2 separate regions of the Homo sapiens genome follow, and region 1 is linked to region 2. A link is a loop called in an ENCODE intact Hi-C map of the cell type or tissue named here. Cell type or tissue: chondrocyte. All regions are shown on one strand. Each heading gives the region's core, and the rest is flanking DNA. Links, peaks and the distances in the headings are about the cores only.

Region 1 (12,770 bases), core at 3,193-8,192, 690 kb after region 2:
GCAGAGATGCAGGTGATGGGCGACAACAACAATAAAATCAGCTGGGAGCTTTGGCCTTCTGAAAAAAAGCACCTTAGAAATAAGACTCACACTAGAATATAGCAGATGTGTTGAGCGTATTTGTTCTTTCTCTAAATTCCGAGAAAGGCGGAAATATTTAGTTGGATTTCTGTTTCTCTACTTGTTGGGAGTTTTATTCCTATTTCCACTTCTGTGTTTCAATGTTTGTTGAGGTTTACATGAAGACTTTATGCTATTGTTTTCACTCCCTGGAAAGACAGCTGCTTTTGTCCTCTCGCAGTTTGAACGGGCTAGTCCTCCGAAAACACAGACTAAAAGACAGCAGTAATTACATGTGTGGTTCAAAATGAAGAGCACTAAAATGGAAAATGCCAGCCTCTAGAATCGTGAAGCAAAATGGCAAAATAAATATCTATTTTTCAGCTGAAGGGAAAACGAACAGTGTCTTAGAACATGACAGAAAGTTGATCTCTACCCCACACAGGGACAGAATTAGGGCAGGCAGGGTTCCTAAATGAAGAAGAGATCTGCAGGCCTTTTAAAAACCTCTCTTATCCTCTTATTTTGTACTATAAAACATAATGGAGATCTCATCAACTTGGCAGGAAATCACAAGCTCATAAAAGAGCCTTGTTACAAAGATAATAATAAGACAAAGTCATAAAAGGCAGACTTGGGCTGAGTGCTGGCTTTAGGCTTCACTTTCTCCAACTCTACAGGGATCTAGGGTTCATCAACTCAGTTAATCGTGTGGATGGCCACCAATACAATGTGTCCTTTCTTGATCTTGCTCTTTGTTCACATTCCAGGGCATTTTTGCCAATGGGGTGTGCCTTGGAAAGGCGAACGGGAAATGTACACCACATTGAGCCTTACCATGTTGCCTTCTGCACACTCAGCTGAGTAAACGATACCGTAACGGAGAGCTGATAGGGCTGCCATCAAAGCCCGTCTAGACACTTCCCTTCACTCCAGGGATGACTGGCTGGTTCTTTGTGGCCATCAGCCTCCACTCTGGCTTCAGTGCATCTTGTCACCAAACCATCAGCTGTCTTTTTCTTTTCCTACCCCCCTCATGTTTGCTTTGGCTGTAAGGTAAGGGAACCCTCCTTCAAGGACCTCCCTGCTCCAGTTGTGGACCTGGGACTAGCAGCATCAATATCACCTGGGAATCTATTAGAAATGCAGGATCTCAGGCCCCAGCCAGACCTACTAAATCACAATCTGTGCTTTAACAAGATCCTCCAGGTGATTCATGCTCTCATTAAAGTTTGAGAAGCGTCTCCTTATAGAATCGGGAGAGGCACCTGGGCTGTGTCTAGGTCAATACCACCTCAGTTCTTCTAAGGGAAGGACAACGGATTGCCAGTGCCCCTTGGGCACATTTGACCTTGCACCTGCAGATAAGCGCTGAAGCCTTTTCTCAACCTGCTACCTTTAATTGGACAGCGGTTACTGTACTGCTAAACTTTTAAAGATTCAGAAGCCAAAGTCAGGGACCAAAAGAGTCAGTTTGCATTGTGTTTACCTAGAAGGTTTTCCCTCAGGAGCTCAAAACCTTTCTAGACTGTACCATACCCACCTTCCTGTGTGCCTGATATGCAAGTAGGGAAGTGGATAATGTTTTACCCTGGAGGATCCTGAGACACACGCTGTTTCTTTGCAGAGTTACATAAACATGTTGCGGTGTGGCTGTCTTAATGTTTAATTTAGATTGCTGCCCCATTGATTCAACTGTGGCCCAGGCACATGAGAGTAAACCAAATTCACGGTTTTGCCATGCCACGGTCCAGTCGTTTTGACTGTACAAGAACGACCACATAAGAGCTGTGCGCCTAATTAAGCACTTAGTCAATAACCCACTCCCTCTGGACTGAGTCATTTGCTTTATCCATTGCGGAAACGAGATCAAGCTGGGCAGTGAATGTGGGTAATTCATGCAGGAAGAACGCATTTAAGGTGAGGGTGGATTGATTGGAATTAGTTATTTCAGACAGCAGAGCGAGAGAGACTGAGAGAGAGAGACTGTGTGTGCGTGTATGTGTGCCTTCCCTCCCCAGGTGATTCCAATATTCCTTTACAAACAGCACGGCAAGGTCAAGTCCAGCCTCCAGGCGTGCAAGTACATGTGGGGACTATTTAGCGCCAGCATCCCAATGTGGAGGTGTTGATGCCACCGTGCTGGGCCCAGAGATTTGGGGACAGAGTCTGTCATTGGTATGCACACAGCTCACTACTGTATGATTTTTTTAAGTAATTTGATGTGTCTAATTGTTCTGCGGTGAGATAAGAACATTCCATTTTATCTGAAGTCACAAGACAGCTTATTGACGACACTGTCTTACTGGTACAGCACATAATAGCATTGTTAGGGGAAATGTCAGCGAAGTCACTGAAGGGTGGAAAAACATGAAATCAAATTTCTCACATGACAATAGCCCAAATATTCACTGGGCTCTTGCTTCCACAGAATGTGGCTGAGGCTTCTTTTCAGGCTGATTTGTTTCGCCACGGTACAGTGTCCATCCAGCCAACCCAACCAGCAGCCACACATTTTAGCAAGTCCTCTACGCTTCCTCCTCCCAGGAAGAGGTCTGCACACTCTTCCCTATGCTTTAAAAGTCTCTTTGCAGAGAATTCATTTTCATAACATCCCGAGCATCCTAAGACTTCATGTGTATTCTTTCATCAGCCATCTGCTAGGGGAGATGCATCCATAAGACATCTTCCTTCACTGGCATAATTAAAAGAGATTCTCTCCCTTCGAATGTTGTGTTACATTTATATTCAAAGTTATTTTGCTCTCTCTCTGCCCTTGCCCTCAAGGAATTGTGGGAATTCAAGTTAATAGGCTTTTAATGGTTCTGTGATAACTGTGATTATAAACTGTGAATCAGATCAGGGAGAGCATCCAAGTTCAGCTGCATCTCACGCAAAAAGACACCACCATTGCTTTTGATCCTCAGTGGAGATTTGGTTTTCAATGTTCAGACACCACCATCCTTGGGGAAAAAAAAAGAAGAAGAAAGGTACCTCATTTGCTTTGCAATTGCTTTGATAACAATTTTAAAGCTTTTAACTACACATTCTCCTTTTGATATGTTAGTGGTATTTAGAAACACATCCTGTTGCTAAAAATTAAATTTCAAAGTCTACGATTGTATTTCCTGCTTCCTTTTTGAGGGGAAGATGCTGGGTTTATTTAAAACACATGCAACATGTTGGACACACACACACACACACACACACACACTGCCTTCAACCTTTCACCACCAAATATTTAGAAATAAATTTTTACTGTGTTCTCTGAACATATAATTACTGCTTTGAGGCTAGTTAATGAAAATATACTTTTCTTTGAAACATGTTGGCTTTACTAAATGAGCCTGTCCTTGTGAGTCCATAGATGAATCGATTGTGAGCCTCCTTTAAAAAAGAGGCATTTTGATCATTGTTGCCAGATGTCTCAAGAAAGCCTGCCAGGCTGGGGCTAGAAACGCAGCCTTAAAATAGTAGGCACGTAATTGTACCATCAGCCAGTTAGGGCCCTGAGAGCAAATTAGCAATCACTCCCATTGGCCAGAATAACTATGACTTTTGCGTGGCCGGCCCAGGGACATTCCGGCAAGCATCTCCTACTTTGGCCAATTGTTGCTGGCATCTGAAAAGGCCATAATAAATGATTGGCCCTCAATTTTAAAAAGCTGCTTTGCTGAAACACCTCAGCTCACTTCCCAGGAAAATCCTTATGGCCATTTCTAGAGACCAAGCCATTGTCTAGACAAATTAACCTGTGTGGTTGGAATACGTAGTTCTGAATGCCAGGGCCCTTACTAACACTGGCCTTTGGAGAGAAGGTCTTGCTCTCACGTAGGGAAGTCCTTACCTACAGGCCCTCCTTCAGGGATTGTCCAGTAGAAAACCCACGAGATCGAAAGCTGAGTAATTGAGTGACAGACGCACTGCCTTCTTGAATAGGCACTGTCTCAAATTGGAGATTGCATTCACCCCAATGTAAGGAGACATTTGAATGAGAAGCAGTGGGAAGGAATAGACCCTGAAAGACCAGTTCGTCTGTAAAGAACAAAGAGCCGCTGTAGCAGGAAGTCTCACCTACAGAGGTTGGCTCTCACTTTAGGCACTGTTCACTGGAGCTGCCAGGCCTGGCATTAGGACAAAGAATTAAGAAATTACTATTGGCAGCAAAAAGTAATTGGGTAGCAGTGGCTCCCAAAAAGCCTTACAAATATCCATATCTTATGATCCAGCAATTCTACTCCTGAGAATTTACCCCAAGAAAATACCCAAGTATTCACACAAAGATTTATCCCTAAGTATGCTCATTACAGCATTTGTTAGGGAAAAAAATTGAAACAATTTATAGTAGTCCTCCCCTTATCCAAGGGAGAAATGCTCCAAGACCCCAGTGGATGCCTAAAACCGCGCGTGGTACAGACGATCCCAACATAGAATGATTCCGCTTGTGAGTTTTCAACTTTTCAGTGGTGCAAAAGTGATACCCAGACAGCAGGCTCCTGGACGTACGATGGTGTTCAACCTAAGATATGTTAAATTTACAATAACTTTATCTAGATGTAACCCCATTGTAAGTCGAGGAACATCTGTTTATACTACTTTCTTTTCTATACATACGTACTATACATTCTATACATACATATGATAAAGTTTAACTTATAAATTAGACACAGTAAGATATTAAAAACAACTAATAATAACATGGAACAACTATAACAATATACCATAGTAAAAATTACATGAATGTGTTTTTTCTCTCTCTGTCAAAATACTGTAATATTTTTGGACCACAATTGACCTTGAGTAACTAAAACTGCAGAATTAAAAAGAAAAGTAAATACATAAATAGAATAATCCTTTTTGTAAATATATATCCACATATTATGGGAAAACTGCAGATTACACAAATATTTAGAATTATTTATTTCTTTTTTCTTCATTGAGCGTTTCCAAATTTCCATAAGGAACATATTTGTATTGTGGTCAGAAACAAAATTTGACGATTTTTTAAAAAGAAGGTATGGCAAACCAAGTAATGTATGATCAATGTCTTGCGGCAATTCAAGACCCAGACAATTGGAAGGCTGTATAAATTAAGCTACAAAACCCAGAGAACTAGAGGTGGTCTGCAAAGAATAGAGACGACCAGACTGGCTGACGGTCAAATCATAAATTTGCATGTGTTCCAAAAACGTGTTCCACCGGCAATCCTCCAAATTGTGTCAGGTGCTTAAAATACCACAGTGCATAATAGGTGATCCCTATTCAAGGGTTCAAATCCTGACCGAGGAACGCATCCACATTTCCACAGAAGCACTGTCATTCCACCCTGTGGCAGGCAGAGAAGCTTTCCTGTCAGCTCCTATGGAATCCACTTTAATAAGCCTTGCACTATGGAATGTGAAATCATAGAAAGCTTAAAGAATGCTGAGACATGGTGCTTGGCCTCACCCCAGACTCTTAAGAGGGAAGCCTTACAGTCAAACAATGAGTAATAATAAACCTCCAAGTTCCAGTAAAATTCCTGATAAGATCTTTAAGCAGGAAGGCCATGACCAGCTAAAGTGTCTTTATGGGTTCCTCTAAACACAGTCGTGAAATTTTCAAAGCTTCCACCCTCAGGAATCAGACTCAAAAGAAATAAATTGTGTGTGTGTGTGTTACATATAAATCTTCTCCATTATTGAAAGCTTTTGGCATGATTTCTTTAGTATCCAGTGCTAATTTTTACAGTAAATAGACAGCCTGACAGATTCTTACCTAAGGGGTTAAGGCAGGTGCCAAGGGCACTGGCCAAGTGATCCAGACCAGGGTTGGGTCACAGGGGCCAGATCTGAATTTACAGGGCAGTCATGGGGGACTCGGAGGCAGGAGGAACTGGGTGCATGGAGGCCATTTGGGGCTTGCCTCTCCAGCATCCAGCATCCCTCTTTTTCCAACAATAGCTGTCTCTCCATCTCTCCTGATTGTCATTCCATATGGCTTAAGTGGAGTTGATTCTGCCCTTGCTCCAATACCAGCCAATCAGAGCAGCCCATTCCCCTGGCAGTAATGTTTGCTTCTGCCGTGGGTACATGACCCAAATCAGAGCGAATTAAACTCCGTTCTAGACTCTTATTTGGGCAGAGAATCTCAATCTTTCCTGACAGATTTGAATCTAAAAGCACATGGGCTGGCATTTCTGCTGCCACCTTCCCACGCCCATGCCTCGAGAATGAGGCCAACTCTTGGAGAAGGCTGTGGGAGGAGCTGAGGGGTCTTGGGTTCTGGCAACTCCAGCTGAACCTGCACCTGAACCCGGCAGTACCTCTGAACCTTTCTGCACATCAACCAATAAAGTTTCCTTCTTGCTGTTAAGAGGGAATGAAGATTGAGGGAGAAGCTAGGAAAGAAAGAAGACTTGGCCTCCCAGGCTGAGTGTGAGAGGACGCTATGGAGATGTGCCATACTAGACAAGTTTCTTTCCAGTGGGAAAGAGAGAGATGGGGCCACTGGAGGGTAGAGGGAAAGAAAAAAACAGGCTCTGCTCTCCCAGGATCAGAGACTCCTACCAGAGTCCAGGCTAAAGCCTCCAAAGCCCAGGACCACATGTCTCTCCCTGACCCATGTTTCTGACCCATCCCCTGCTGTCCACCAATGCTGAGCATGTCTCAGTCCTCTACCATGCTTAGCCTCTGCAAGACAGGGTCTCCTGGTATTGACTGTCTCCAGGAGAGCAGGTGGGAAGCTGAGCCCCAATGTGGGTGGGGAAAGGAGAGGGGGAATTCCAATTCCCTGGTCCCTGTGGACCCTCCAACCCCAGCCCACCCACTTTGGGTTTGATGTCACCTGCAAAGCACCATTGTTCCTCCTGGGAAAGGACTTCTTTTGGAAAATCCTGGGGCCTTCACGACAGCCCCACCGCTCATCCTATAATTTCAGCTTTCCCTCCACCTGGCACAGACAGACCAGATGCACACCTCAGGGACCAAGCGACCCCTTCTTGTCCTGAGTGTAGTTTCCTTTTTGTTGACAAGACCAGCTCCTCTGTTACCCACAGGGCCCAGTCACTCCCTTTAGGGTCTGACAGGCATGGTAAGGAAGTTATGAAAACTTTGAAAAAGCAAAAGGCAAAGGCCCCACCAATTCAATTTCATAGAATAAAATTGATAGGTTCCATATTCAGTATATTCCCTTAATCATCCCCATATCAGTATCATTCATATGCAATTGTTTATTTTTCTGTTAAAAATCAGCATTCTCATCTGGCAACTTTGTTGACCATGTTTTCTGGATTTCAGTGCACTTGGACTCTTCGGTCTGAAAAAATTGCTAACCTCTGTTTTAACCCAATCTCCAGTGCAGTAAAACAATGTTTAAAAAGCACATTCAGAATAATTTGTTATTATTATATAATAAGTCATACTTGAAAACAAAACTCACCTGAATGCTAATGCCTCACTATTTCTTTAGACAGCAGGAATATTTCCCAACACTTAGAAAGCAAACAACAGGCCAGGTGCAGTGGCTCACACCTGTAATCTCAGCATTTTGGGAGGCCGAAGTGGGCGGATCACATGAGGCCAGGAGCTCAAGACCAGCCTGGCCAACATGGCGAAACCCCGTCTCTACTAAAAATACAAAAATTATCCAGGTGTAGTGGTGCACGTCTGTAATCCCAGCTACTCGGGAGGCTGAGGCACAAGAATCATTTGAACCTGGGAAGTGGAAGTTGCAGTGAGCCAAGATCACGCCACTGCACTCCAGCCTGGGCAACAGAAGGAGACTCAAAAAAGAAAGGAGGAAGGGAGGGAGGGAGGAAGGGAGGAAGGGGAAGGAAGGAAAAGAAGGGAAGGAAGGGAAAGAAAGAAGGAAAGAAAAAGAAGGAGGGAAGGAAGGAAGGAAGGAGGGAGAGAGGGAGGGAGGGAAGGAAGGAAGGGAGGAAGGAAAAAAAAGAGAAAAGAGAGAAAGAGAAAGAGAAAGAGAGAAAGAAAAGTGAAAGAAAGAAGAAAGCAAGAAAGAAGAAGGAAGGAAGGAAGGAAAGAAAAGAAAAGAAAAAGAAAGAAAGAAAGAAAGAAAGAAAGAAAGAAAGAAAGAAAAAGAAAGAGAAAGAAAGAAAGAAAGAAAGAAAGAAAGAAAGAAAGAAAGAAAGAAAGAAAGAAAGAAAGGAAAGAAAAAGAAGGAAAGCAAGCAAGGAAGCAAGTAGCCAAAGCCCTGGGAACCCATCGAGGAATGGCCCCGGAGGCAGAGTTACCCTCAGGTAAGAGCACAAGCTTTGGAGGTAGCCAGCCTGGTTTTGCACCCTAGTACTGCCGCTTATTAGACGTGCCATACTGGGCAAGTTATTTAACCTTTTCATGCATCAGCTTCTCATCTATAAACGATAGTGCCTATGTGGGAATGCAGTGGTGGTTGAAGAAAGGAGAAAAGGGCCCAGGACATCAGAAATGGGTAGGACTAGAGCTAGGGGAGCGGTACAGCTTGGAGGCTCTGGAAGTGAGTCCTGGAGTCAGGGCTTTGAGACATGAGAGGAGGCTATGGCAGAGGCACATGTTCTCTGTGCAAATCCAAGGAGCCCACCAGGAAGACCCCGAATTCCCATTACTGGCGTATCCACCGACTCTTGCATGTCCTGACCTCCTTGGAGGCTGCCTCTCGCTCTCATTTTCTTTTCTGCTCAGACACCTACAGCTGTGTTGGTAGCTGCCCTTCTAATGGCTTGGGGGTGGGGGAGCACAGCCAGGGGGCACGTAGCTGGGATGAGGGTGAAGAGGAGTGCTATGGAGAAGGGGTCTCAAGTACTAAATTGAAGCCGGGAAGGCTCAAAGGCAAATATGGATTCTCTACAGCTCTGATGGAAAGCCTTGCTCCAATCTGAATTCTGGTCTTCCAAGAAAAATCACAAGCAATGACAGGCTCTTTAATATGGGTTCCAGCCACAGGCCAGAGATCAAACGTCGCTGAACCAGTGTGAGGAAAAGAATGGCAGGCAGACGTCTTCTTTTTCCGCACACAGACTGTAATCAGCTCTCCACAAGGTCATCCCAGAACACCAAGGACAGTCCAGATACCTCCAGGCTCTCCTCAGTAATGGACGGAAGCAGTGGTGCAGATAATCTGCCCAAATGGCGGGTAATCCAAAAGCCATTTCTATCTGGCCTTGGGAGAAGCTTCTGTGCTCGTTCTGAGTGTGGGTGTGTGTGAGCCTCCCTGCCAGGTCCATGTGCACAGTGAGGCTGCTCTCAGGGAAGGTGTCCTCCTGCTGGCAGCAGGGGCCATGGGTACTGGCAGGGAGTTGGCGATGGAGAGGACAGTTCAGGAAGAAAAGGGTGCAGGTGGGCTCCATTTGGCCTCCTTCCTTGGTCCATTCTCATCTTCCTGGGCCCTGCGGATGCATGGCCTGGGCTGCTTTGCCCTCTGGCTTTCAAGCTGGTTTGAGCTATAAGAGATGGAGCAGAGAAAGGAGAGGAAGGCCAGCATCTTTCTTCCCTGCTTCCTTCAGGCTCTGGCATCCGGTGCAGTCTTGCTCGTCATCTCCGCTTCCCTCTGCTTCTTCCCAGGCTCCAGTTCTCCCTGGATTCCAGGAACACCATCTCCTTCCTCGTCCCTTCCATCCCAGGGAAGGTAAGAGAACTTACATTCGATAGAGAAAACACTGTTTTTTTAACCAAAGCTATGTGGGAGTGGGGACTGGGAGTGTATGTAGAAAGGCAGGGAGTTGATTATGCTTAAGTCCTTGTCTATCTAATTTACCGTGCCTAGAAGTAAAAAGATAATGTAAGAACAGACACATCAAAAAATAGCTGCCCAGAACTGAAAACAAGGACTTGAATAGATGTTTGTACACCTATGTTCATAGCAGCATCATTCACAGTAGCCACAGGCAGAAGAAAACTAAATGTCCATCGACAGATGAAGAGAAACAAAATGTTACATATAAAAACAATAGAATATTATTCAATCTTAAAAAGGAATGAAATTCTGTACAACGTGGATGAAACTCGAGGACATTATGCTAAGTGAAATAACCCAGTCTCAAAAGGACAAATATCATACGATTCCACTTACATGAGATACCTAAAATAGGCAAATTTATAGCGACAAAAAGTAGAGTAGTGGTTACCAGGCCCTGGGGACAAAGGGGAATGGTGAGTTATTGGTTAATGGGGACTGAGTTTCTGTTTATGAAGATGAAAGCATTCTGGAGATGGATAGTGGTGATGATTGCATGACATTGTAGATGTACTTAATGTTAGTGAATTGGACACTTAAAATAGTTAAAGTGGTTAAAAAATAGCTGTGTAAGAATACTATTTAAAGTTATGGTGGTGACTGTCAGGAGCAGGGGTGGAGAGGGGTTGTGAGTGCTTAGCACCAGGAAGTGATACTCGGGGGCTGGAGGAATACTGCAAGAGAATGCTACCTCTCACTGCAATCCTTTCAGTGCTATTTTACTTTAGAGGTACAGTTAACACTGATACAGTGCTTACGACCTGCCAGGCATGCTTTGCACACTTACATATGTGCTCATTTAATCCTCCTATCAATGCCATGATGCAGTAGCGCTACCTGTGAGGATCTGCATTTTGCAGAAAAGGAAACAGAGATACTCACGTGGTAAGGCCTCCATCTCAGGCAGCTGCCCAGAGGCCCTGCTCTTAATCATCCTACTTTGCTGCACATATATGACTGGGATGAAAGAAAAAAATTAATTTTAAAAATATGCTGCGGTGAATATCCTTGTATACATATTTTATGTGCTTGTGTGAGGATATCAGACTCCTAGAAGTGAAATAACCTCAAGTTTTACAACAGACAAAACATGGCATTCAATTCATCTTTTGGATATAAAAACTATTAGAACACTGATACTGACATTGTACTCATTTTATTATAGAATTGAAGCACAGAAGCAAACGACCTCTCTTTGTATTCATGATTTTCAACAGGTCTCCTGGTTCTTCTAGCCCCTCTAACTTCCTCTCATCTCTCCTGTAACAACAATGATCAGAATGATACCTGAGGAATAAACCATAAGAAAAATGAGCATTGAGAGGGTAAATCAAGCTTCCTTTAGAAAGAGAGGAAAATAATTTTGCAGTTGCGAAACATGTTGAAATATTATTTTTACAGTGAAAACAGTTACATCACAAGTTTAAATTACATTTCCATTTGAAATGGAGTCGATTTGCACCACCTACTGGAATATACAGCTCCATATAGTCAGAGGTTTAAAATTACAAAACCACTTTTAAGAATTCAGAGTTACATTTCTAGTTATCTTTAAGAGACCAGCTCCTTTGACATGTTGGAAATGCCAAACACTAATTTACTTCAGGGACTATTTTCTAAAACAAACTCTTTAGAAGCCAAATTTAATCATCTAGCTAAATTAACAAATTGTACAACTGCTTATAAAAATAAAATGATTAAGCCAAATACATCAACCAAACAGATACAAATGTAAATTAGAAGCAAAACTGAAATCAATATACATTATCAGTTGCTAAATCACTATTGAAAAACAGAATTCAAGCAGACAACTGGAAAACGACAGGAAACGTAAGGCAAACAGGATAATAAACAGAACATAACTCAACATTAATTTAAAAAGAACTCACCCAATGAAAATTTGATAGTGTTTACATCCAAAGTAATAATCTCTGTCATGGCTTAATTACAGCCTGAACATCAATATACGAAGTATTCATATTTAGGCTCTTTGGCATTTTAAAGGAAACCCCAACAAAAATTTTCATTTTTTTATGACAAACAACTCCAAGCAATAAATTTCTCAATATATAGTAGCAACATTTATTATATAATTGACAAGAATTCATGGAAAAAATTACATCTACAGTATCTGCTATTCTAGATCAAATTGCTTTAGAATAGAAGCCTAAATATATTACATTTTAATTTCTTGAAACCTATTACAGCATTTCACTTATTTTATGGGTATTTTGTCTGAAAATTGATTTTATTTTTATATGTCAACTAAATTAGATGTCAACTAAATTAACTGAAGCATAAAATATGCTGGCAAGATATCTTTACAAATACACGGCACAAAATGCTGTGCAAGTCACAAGAACCTGATTTAAAGTCACAGGCATACAAAGACCTGGGCAGAGTGACCAACTGATCCACAGTCCTCCTTGTGGTTGCAAGTGATTTGTGTATGACAAGCAGGTTTACAGTGACAAATGTCAGATGCAAGGTTGCTAGAAGGTTTGCCTGTCTCATTTTAGTTCACTGCTTGTGTGATTTCATTTCTAAAGTTCTCATCCACATTGGAAAGCTTGGACTGTTTCATTTCTACCAGGTAGGCAGGCAGGTACCTTTCCCCAGGTATCGCCTCCATGGCTTACCTCTCATGGGGATGGCTCCTACATATTTTAAATCTGCAGCCCCAATCTCTCCCTCTCTCCCCCGCCCTTTTTTTTGAGAGTGAGTCTCACTCTTTCGCCCAGGCTGGAGTGCAGTGGTGTAATCTCAGCTCACTGCAACCTCCACCTCCCGGGTTCAAGCGATTCTTCTGCCTCAGCCTCCCGAGTAGCTGGGATTACAGGTGCCCGCCACCATACCCAGCTAATTTTTGTATTTTATTAGAGATGAGGTTCCACCATGTTGGCCAGGCTGGTCTCGAACTCCTGATCTCAAGTGATCCGCCCACCTCGACCTCCCAAAGTGCTGGGATTACAGGCGTGAGCCACCATGCCCAGCCCCAACCT
Region 2 (10,073 bases), core at 1,274-6,273:
CTCTCAGGAGAGCTTTCCAAGCTGATGGCCTGACTGTGCCACCCCAACCTGGCATTTGAAGGCCTTCAGGAGTGAGGCCATGTCCATAACCCGCGTCTCCACTGAACCCTACGCCAGCCCCTACACGAGCCCCAAGCCTGGCTGCTGCTTTACGACACACCTCCATACAGCCCCTGCCCTTCACCCCTGCCCAGGGAAATTTACTGGGCACAGCGCCTTGCCCGCTGCCCCACAGCAAAGAATGCTGTCCTGCCAGACACTACAGACAGCAGTGGACACGCATTCTTCCAGAACCAGCCCAGATCCTGCCTCTAGGGTGAGTTGCCTGATGGGTCTTGACTCCGATCTCCTACCCCGTGCAACACGGGGAGGGTGCTGGCCCTGCCTGCCCTGGCTCCTCAAGAGCAGGCTGGGGTTGCCTTTCCCGAGGGGTCCCCACTACACCAGCCCCAGTGTCGGAGGGGTTGGGGGTCAGCGCAGAGGGTGGCACGTACCAAAGCCAATGAGGCCCAGCGTCTCCCCACGGATGCGGGCCGCTCCCGAGGCCACCTCGCGGATCTGCTCCACGCTCTGAACCCGCGTGCCTTCCCGCAGTGCCTGGTACAGCCACGTGTTCCTCCGGTACAGGTTGAGGATGTGGCAGATGGTAGAGTCCGCTGTCTCTTCCACGGCTGCAGACGGGATGTTGCACACGGCAATTCCTGAAAGGGATGAGGCCAAGGCCGGAGATGAGAAAACCTCAAGATCAGTGGGGAAGCCCCAGGGCTCCCAGCCCGCCCTCCTGAGACTCGGTTGTTGGCACCGGGGGAGGCCCACCTTATCGTCTAGCAGACGCGGGGCTGGGCACGTGGGCGGTAGGCCCTCTGGCTCTGATGCATGGGAAGCTCTAGCCCCAACATCTACCCCTCCCTCCCAAGGAGGACTTTTGCTCCAGGACGTGGCTCATGACCAACCCAACTCCTATGGCTGATTTTGGGCCTGACTGGCTTCCTCCTGGGCTTGCACTGAGTCCCAAGAAAGGACCCGGAGTGGCAGGAAGCCAGTGGGCCTCAGACCAGACTCCTCCAAGTGGACCCCACTCAGCCTCAAACCCCTCAGGGTCTCCCTCATGGAGCTGGCAGGGTGACAAAGAATGGCTTTTGGTTTTAAGCTATGCTAACAGTTTGATGCAAAAAACATACGTTTTAAACATACTGGTTTTAAAAAAACACCTCCACCCCCACACGGATGCAAGGGCTGGCCCCGGGAACGGAACCGATGGCCGAAGCGTGTGCACAATCGCCCTGTGGTCATGTGCTCAGCACCCTGCTCTGCTGGGAAGAACTCAGAGCAGACAGGATGCCCTCCCTGCCCCGTGGAGCAGCCTTCAGGTCAGGGCCGAGGGTGGCTTGGGGTGAGCCCTCTGGCCCCACACGAGCTGCAGAGACCAGGGTCAAGTATCTCCCAGCACAAAGCAGCTGTGGCATGGAGAGTTAACCCAAGTCATAGGCAGAAAGGGCCCTGCCATTTACCCTCCTCAGCCAGAGGGTGTCTGGGGAAGAATGAATGACTGCCAGATACAACAGGGGTGCAAGTAGGCAGAGGGCCAGGCTGGGAACGGCCCCTCCCTACACCCGACAGGTGGAGATCCAGAGGCCTGCTTGCAGCAGAGACCAGAGGGGCCGAGCCAGGGGCGGGGCCCCAGAGGGTGGGCTCAGCAGCCAGCCTGTGGCTCCCAGTTGAGCTCTCTGAGGAGGGGTGTGGCTATCTGGGCATCACGTCAGCCCAAGTGAAATGGTTCCCTCCTAATCCCAGCTTTGGGACCCTTAGGAGAGTGTCTCTCCCAGCAAGGGGTGCCCAAGGCACTGGGACAGGGCCACCTTTAAGGCAGCCCAGGATTCCTCTATCTTAAGTCCTGAAGATTGGGGTGGGGACAGATTGGGGTGGGGACGGCAATCACCAAGGCAGCTTCTTCGGCTCTACTGGACAGGAAACAAGACCAGTGGGTGCCACAAACCCACTTTCTAGATGGCTGCGTGGCTGTCTCCCCACAAGGGCCACCCCTAGGTCTAGGGCCTTGAGAGTGACCCGCTTAGCAAGACACACAGCTCAGAGAAGGTGAAGCCACTGTGAGCAGGTCACCCACCCACCCAACGTGGCCACTGAGGGCTCCTCTGGGCCACCGACCCCTGCCAAGGGACCAGTGTGGTTGACGGTGACTGAGGCCGACCAACTTTCCCACGAGCTGGATGCCAGGAATCTTGCAGGAAACTGGCCTCATTCATTTGAAATAGCTCAGCAGAGAAGCTGGGGCTTGATCACATGCCATGTTATTATTAAGTCAGACAGACTGAGGCTGATGCCAGAGGTTCAAGAAAATCTTTGGCGGCTGGGACAATTTTCATTCCTCGGGCAGGCTAAAGCCCAGCAGGGAGGCCCCGCAGCAGAATCACCCTCAAGGACGCTGGCTCCGTGCTGCTGCCGGGGCTGGCTCGGCAGTGCTGCCTGGCGTCAACAGCAGCACCTCCTCCTAGGAGATGAGCTGATGCTGGCTGGGAGACCCCACAAGGCCACGTGTGTAAAGGCACCCGGGTGGGTGGGTGGCACAAAAAGGCAGGTTGAGGCAGGACATCTGGTCAGTCTTCTCACCGAACTTGGACATTCAGCTCCGTGGTTCCACTGCTCACCGGAGTGCAGAGTCCCAGGACGGGGAGATGGTGCAGGAGGAAGAGCTGCAGCCACTGCCTGGGATGGCAGAACCTTCCCACCCAGACCGCGGCGGCGCCACTGCCAGGAACCTCCATAACCCTCACCGCTCTCTCGGAGGGAGCATCTTCTTAGCTGTCCTCTATCGCTCTGTGGATGCAGCCTCCCTTCTGGATGAGTCAAGCTGATCCTTCAAGTGCCACACGATGGGTGGCTCTGATACTCGCAGGCTGGGCCTCCCAGCATCCACGGAGCCTGGAAAACGGCCCCAAAGAGGCAAGCTGCTTTTCTCTCACGGTCAGTGCCATCGTGCTTTAATCCCTTCATGACTGCCGCTGGCAAGGAAACCACATAAACCAGCTTGCTAGAGGCGGCGGGGGTGGGGAGGGGTGTAGGGCCCTCTCGAGGTCTTCCCGGCTCGTGGGGAGAAGTGCAGGTGAGCAGCTTCCTCAAGCCTTGCCCTGCTCTTGCCGTGAAGCGCTGACTCTCGCCTGTCATTCCAGGGCTGACAGCTCAGAGCCTTGCGATCCCAGAAGGTGTCACCAGAGGCCTAGTGTGCTGCCTCGTGCAACATGGAGGGCCTTGTTTTCTGGGCCTGCGAGGGACCCTCTTTCATCAGGAGAGGGCCTGCCTGCAGCCACCTGCCGCTCCCAGCCCTCAGCACAAAAGGCCCGTTGACCGCATGATGTGGGGAATATGCATTCGGAGACAAAGGACGTCTGGACAGAGGCTCATTTTCCGCCTCCAGAGTCTACATTCGAAAAGTGCCCTTTAAAAGGGCCCCGCAGATGTCTTCCAAGCGCCCTTATCAGATGGGACCAGGATCAATGAAAATCCACCACTCACAGCCCTTCTACATTTTCCAAAACCGCAGTCCCTGGTCCTGGTCGTCTTCTGTGGGTCTCAGAACTCAGGGAACACAACCTCCCATCTCGGCCCTCCCAGGCCCCCTGTCATTGAGGCCTTGGTGCCTTTCTGGCCCCACTGCCTGTGCGGGGCACTTCTAGAAATGGAGAAATAGGAAGTTCCACAGGCAAGGACCTCCCCTCTCTCCCTGGAAAGCAGCGTCTGGTCCAGCCGAGGAAGGGCAGGGTCAGCACCCGTATGGGCCTGGGAGCTGTGTGGTGAGGGGCCGACGTGCTGGAGAAGCAAGAGGTGCGGGGGACAAGGATTTGAGAGCCCCTGGCACATGAAGCTGTATTCTCCTCTGCTGTTGAAACTTGGGATTTCAGCTCTACCCAGAGCACAAAGGACATTTGTTTTCAAACAAAAATATCCTTGTTTGTGCCAGGGAAAGATGGAAAATTTTAGTTTATATTAAACACGCCTTTGAAGACTCACATCTTCTGGAGTGTCTTTGTTCCAACAGAGGGGCTCGGAAGGACGCCGTGGCTGGTAGCAAGTGAGGGGTGTGGGGAGGGTGAGGGGTGGATGTGTGAAGCTGCTGCTTCCAGGACCCTAAGGGGTGTGGAATCTGAGTGACTCTCTCTCCTTCCCTGGCCTTTTGCTTTGGGATTTGCCCGTGGGGCAGCCCCACCCCACTGCGTCCTGACCCCTGTGAGTGTACGGGCAGCTCCCTGCTCGCCCGGCTCCCCAGCCCTGCTCCTGACACCAAGACCCACCCAGTGCTTCCGGTACCTGGGTGCTGCCCCGACTGGCCGTGAAGGATTCAACTAAGATTCTGACCCATACACTCCATGCCCCAGGCTAAGGCTGTGGAGAGACAGCTGGAGCCCATGGGGGTGGCCTCCCTGAAAACGTGGCCGGTGGTGCCCGAGAGCAGGATTCTCAGATGTATGTAACACTCCGCTCACACACAGAGCCCATCTGACACCCAGCCCGTCCCGGAAGCACCGGGGCCCACTGGGGCCTTAGCCGATGGGAGAGAGGTGGGGAAATAGCGCCTGGGCTATTCCTGGAGCACAGGAAGAGCTGTTCCAAGGCCAGGCTGCTGCCTTGGAATTCATGGTGCCTCATGAATTTGGGGCACCTCAGCACTCGTAAGGCAGAGTACAGCCCCCACCCCCAAAATGCAGGGGTGGCGTGTTCCAAACACAGAGCAAGCACAGTGCCCACCTGGCCCTCTCCCGAGGACGCTCGATGCCAGCGGTCTGCTTCTTGTGCCTCTGCACTCAGCACTCACGAGCTCACACGGGGTGCTGGGCAGAGGCCCCCCTCAACATGCACCCCCAGCCGCAAGTGCATGGGGCCGATAAGCAGCTTTGAAGCCCCCAACTCTGGGTTCCCGCCTGCTGCCTCTGCTTTTCTTCGGAAGCCTCTGTCATCAACTGTGTTGGGCAGGGGCCCACCTGCTTTGGTGCTGACCTGGACCACATGCTGCTAAGGCTGCCCTCCCAGAACGGGAGGCCCAGGTTCCCATGTGGACAGGGGCCTAGAGCTGTGCACACGGCAGGGGCAGTTTAGGGGACACACACGGCAGGGGTCATTTAGGGGACGCACCCAGCAGGGGTGGTTTAGAGGACATGTGGCCAGTCGCATTCTCCCCTCTGGAGGCGGCACTGGGTGTCTCCAAATTGAGCCTGTGCCAGCTGGGTGTTGCTCTGAGGGCAGAGATGCCTCACAGCCCCGCAGACCCCACACAAGGGCCAGCAGGGACTATCCTACCTGTGTCATGTGAAGGCAGGGCCGCAAGGTGCTCCACAGCCCGGCCTGGAGGCAGCCACCTTGCTACAGCCAGAAGCGGCTGCTCCGTGGTCCCAGTTCCAGCTGCTTCTCCAAGCCCACCCGAGCAGGGCCCACAGAGCTCCGGACAACTCCAGGCAGCCAGCGCTGCCTCGCACTCACCGAGCTCGCCGGCAGCCTTGATGTCCACGTTGTCATAGCCACTGCCTATCCGCACGATCACTCTCAGGGCCTTGAACTTCTCCAGGTCCTCCCTGGTGAGGGTGATGGTGTGGTACATCATGGCGCCCACGGCTTCGTTTAGAACCTGCGTGGGAACAGAGCACAGGGTCGGAGCCCCACCCCGTGCAGCCCACCGGCACCACTTGGCCTGGCCCCCTGGCCCTATCACCCTTGAACCTGAGGCAGAGGAGTTCAGCAGGAAAGCAGGGAACAGGGGTTCTGGGGCCTGCCGGTGACTTGGGGCGATCTAATGGGGGGATGCTGGGGAGGAAACTGCCCAAGGTCAGTGCAGGCCCCGGCCGGGCAGGGTGGGCCCACCTTCTCGTGGATTTCCTGCGTCGACTGCGCGTCACAGAAGGCCACAGTGGCCAGGTCCTTCAGGATGGGCATCTCCACAGTGCAGTCGCGGCCGTCCAGCAGCGCCACCAGGGGGCGGGGGTGCAGGGGGCCGTTCATGATCTGGGGGCGGATACCTGCCAGGAGGGAAGGGGTGAGCACAGTGGGTGGGTGGCTGGGGCCACAGGGTGCGTGGAGGGGCAGCTCCCCACTCATCACTCAGGGCAGGGCTTGGGCAAGCGAGGGTGGCGGAGCAGCGAGGGCACCGCCTCCACCTGCATCACCTTCCAGGGAGCCACTGACACGAAGAGGAGCCACTTCCCATCCACTTGCGGCTCTGGCTGGAGACGCACACGGCTGCTTCCCTGCCAGCAGACCATAGTCCCGAGAGCCTCAGGACCATGGGGCCCCGAGGCCAGCACAGGCTAGTCCAGCACAGGACGGGTCCCTGCACCGCGTGCCTCCCTGCCTGCACCGGCACCAGCTGCCCCTCACACACTATGACAGGGGATAAGGCGTGTGCGTCCAAAGGAACTTCCTGGACAGGCCCTGCACAAACAGGCGGCCTGGGCAGGCTCCTCCAGCCCCTCTCACCTGCGCTGGGTGAGGAGAAATGGCGGGTCTGGGGCAGGGAAGGTATGCCTGAGGGCAGGAGGCCTCTAGGGGCTCAGGAGAGCAAACTTCTCAAAGGACCACACAGCAAGCAGCTCTCTAGACAGGCCAGAGCCATCATATTAATCCTGACAGATTTCCTGGTGCTGCCAACAAGGTGAAGGGACAGCTGTGAGGACAGAGGGGCAGGGGTGACCCCAGGAAGGGCCCCAGTGGTCCTTCCCACAAGTCCAAGTACAAATTCTCTAGCAACTTCATCTGGACCAGCGCGGCTGCATCTAGACGTTCAGCAGGGTGGTGGAAGGCCTTACCTGCCACACTACAGACGCGCATGCTTGCGCCCCGTGCACATACAGGGCAGACACCCTGCGGGGCCCGCCCAGGATGCAGCGAGAGCCTCAGGGCCTCTTTTCTCTCTTTATTCTGTGCAGCAAACCCAGCAGGCTCCGAAGACCTCAGAGACAGAGAAGCAGCATTTTCTCCAACAAAAACTGCCCCCTTCAAATCCATCCTTGGATTTCGTAGGTCCTCCTGACCATCTGCCCAAACCTCACATCTTCAAGACCCACACCCTGGACACAAGAGAACAACTACCTGAGTTCCAGAGGTGCAATCCGCCGAGATGCCAGGAAGGGGCAATGTCTCTTGTCAAATTAGAACTCTTTAGCCTCAGATTAAAACTTTGGGGCTCATCAACTTTTCAGATATCCAGATCAACCCTGACGGCGGCCTTACATCCCCATCCCCTCCCTCCCTCTGAGGCTGGACGGTCCAGGCCATTGCTCCAGGCTGAGCCCAGCCTGGTGACCCACCATGGGTAACCCAACCAGGAAGGTGTGACATTCCCGGGATCACTGGCCTTTGAGCACAAGGCAGCAGGCTCAGGGTCCCACAGGCAAAAGCAGGAGCCTTCCACAAAGGCCAACTTCATCTGTGTGGCCTCGCCTTCCATCCCTAACCTCCTCAAGGGCTCTTAGTAGTCCCCAAGCTGGCCACTTGGTGGGGACGATGACTGGGACCCCAGCCACGGGGGGGCTCCTGCTGGACCACCAAGGCTCATATTCCGTTAGCCACACGCTCGGAGACGAGGAAGGAAATCCCCCTCCACTGGGGCCGTGACTGCATCCTGTTAAGACTATACACGGTGCTGGGGAGGGACGGCCCAGAGCACCTGCACCAGCCCTGCATGGAAGGCCGTGCTCGGCCAGTGGGACTTGGGATAATTGTCTCTTTGAGCACAAAGTACAAAAAAGGCTTTTGTCCCAGCCTCAGAAGAATGGGCTGGGGTAGCCAGGTCCACAGCCAGCCCCGCATGGCCCCCAAGCTAAGTGCAGTTCTCCTGCCACCCCCGGCTGGGAGAAATCATGGCCCCTCTCAGCCCTGAGCGGCAGCTGCACCTGACGCTCAGACACCAAAGGCACACGTGCACCCAGTCACTCCTGCTGCTGCCCCGACACCCAGGTCCCCAAACAGGGTGTCCGCATGGATCCGCACTCCAACATCCTTCTGCACCAGGAAAACAGGGCAGGGGAGGGGGAAAATAAGGCAGGGACGAGGGCCAACACCCCCGTGTCCTCACCAGCCCACGACCTGTATGAGTGGACAGGAAGCGTGCAGCACAAAGCTGGATACCCCCTCAGCTCATCCGCGAGATCCGCAACAGCACCGTCACCTGACGAGGAACCCGACACACATGGCTCCCACCTGGGCTCCTGTTTTCTGCTAAGAAAATGGTACAACTGCCAAATTCCACAAGATTCCTTCTGTTTCAGTACACTCTTCTGGCCCCTACTTGAGGTCTGAGCGCACAACCCTGTGGGGCCTGGAAGTCCTGGTCTCATGCCCCAGGCGGTCGCCCACACACAGTGAGGAACACCCCAACTTCACTTTCAGGGGTGCTGGCAGGATGGTTATCGGAGAGAGTGCCTGATTATAAGAAATCCAAGCTGTTCGTTAAATGGTAGCCACACAGGAAAACCACGCTGGGCGCAAGGTGGGAATCCAGAGCCGCTGATGCGTCTGGGGAGCCTGAGAGGCCATTGTCACAAGATGTCCATCCGCAGCATCATCAGTGCATGGATCCGTTACCAGGGTAACAAACTCCAGGTTGCCTAGCGATCGGCTCCCTCCCCGACACGGGTTGCCTTTCTCCTTGGTGAAACCCACCCTCTACCCTCCCTGATGGCCGGGCACGCAGAACGTGGCTGAGGCTGGCCCGAGACCTGTCCAAGGTCTGAGGCTCGAATCCTGGCAGCAGGTCCTTCATGGCAAGGCGGGAAAAGAGAAAAGCCAACGGGTTCTCATGCTGGGAAAAGATGCCGGGCACGACGGCTGGAGGTGGGGGGTTGGGAGTGGGTGGGATGCTTGCGTGCCCTGCATGAGGTGCAGGGATATGGAGGCCACAGGAGACCCCCAAGCCCTGGGCATGAGAGCTTAGCTGGGACAATGCCAAGGTTTGCTCTAGAAGGGAAAGCACCATCTTCCAAGTGCTCCTTCAGTCCCAGAAGGAAACTGTCCACCCACACACCAGAGAATCTGGACTGAAATTCAAGCCCTTGCCTAGCAGCCGCTGCCCTACAGGCTTGCTGGAGCCTGGGGCAGAGGTTTCTGGAAGAGCTCATATGGAAGATCTCATATGGAGAGATGAAGGTGCAAACAGATCCCCCATCTTACCTCACACAGGATTCCTGACGCCTCTTTCAGGCTTCTGACCATTTGAGCAAGTTTTTAACCTATTAGGATGTAACTGACACACAGAGTAAGATTCATATACATTAAGATGGAACACGACCCTTTCAGGGACGTGGGGTCCCCAGGCCCAGTGGGGCAGGATTGGGAATTTGCGAGGAGAAAGCCCAAGGCGCAGTACGTAATGAGGGCTTCCGAAGAACTGGGCTTTATGCTAAAAAGCCATGGCTTCCAGTTGCTATGCACAGCTGACGGCCTTTTCCATGCGTACAGACCACAAGGCTGACAAGAGTCCTGCAGTGCTGCTGTTCTTCCCACTTCACAGCCCGGGAGTCAGCGCTCAGGGTGGCCCCGTACCACGGTGCGCAACCACGAGGTATGAGGAGACACTTGCGGACGAGGGTCACAGGGCCCTGGTGCCCTCTATGCGCTATTTTTCCTTTCTACCGTCTCCCGCCAGTAAACCTGCCTTGTCCATTTCAGGACAATTCCAGCTGCAACTGGACACATCACGGAAATGACATCAGTGCCTTACTGTTGACAGCTTGCCCACATTAACTGTGTAGAGCAGAAAGCCCTGCCGGCTCCCCTGGTATCAATTACTATCTGGTTTCAGGCTTGCGTGTGCACCAGGACGGCCCTGCCCCTCCGTCCGGGATGTGCTGTGCACCAGCTCAAGGCAGTGCTGACGCCCATCCCTGGGCCTGGTATTGCTTAGAGCTGCAGCTGCAATAAATACTTGTGAAATGAGAGATGCTCAGTCAAAAACAAAGACAACACCAGGCCAAACTGCTGGACTTTTGTGAACAGTAACCAGACACCCAGGAAAAGCAAAGTGCGTGGATCTCACAGATCCTAAGGCAGGTAGATCTCAGGGAGGATGGCGG

The links. Peaks named below come from ENCODE experiments on the same cell type or tissue, not always from the same donor. Only the 100,000 strongest peaks of a DNase experiment are listed, where the experiment ranks them.
Region 1: a loop joins it to region 2, with 3 times the contacts of the local background. A loop is called at or near these places in 1 of 110 quality-filtered maps.

What each region holds. Positions count from the first base shown.
Region 1 is chr10:125,689,528-125,702,297 of GRCh38, forward strand. LOC283038 (a long non-coding RNA gene) reads left to right here. Exons shown (of 5, transcript NR_033848.1): 3 at 9,597-9,660. Among named protein-coding and RNA genes, the nearest start is that of TEX36, 13 kb to the left of the region's middle. In chondrocyte, for the core only: a CTCF peak has its summit at 5,391; no DNase peak of the experiment used is centred there.
Region 2 is chr10:124,997,470-125,007,542 of GRCh38, forward strand. CTBP2 (C-terminal binding protein 2) reads right to left here. Exons shown (of 11, transcript NM_001329.4): 4 at 5,869-6,023; 5 at 5,491-5,635; 6 at 495-701. It overlaps LOC124902520 (a long non-coding RNA gene), which reads left to right and starts at 2,383. Exons shown (of 2, transcript XR_007062329.1): 1 at 2,383-2,982; 2 at 3,189-4,025. RefSeq lists enhancers at 639-808, 2,872-3,372, 5,167-5,708, 5,709-6,249. In chondrocyte, for the core only: CTCF peaks have their summits at 3,222 (motif pointing right), 3,422 and 5,981 (motif pointing right); DNase peaks (open chromatin) are centred at 2,162, 3,137, 4,802, 5,292 and 7 weaker places.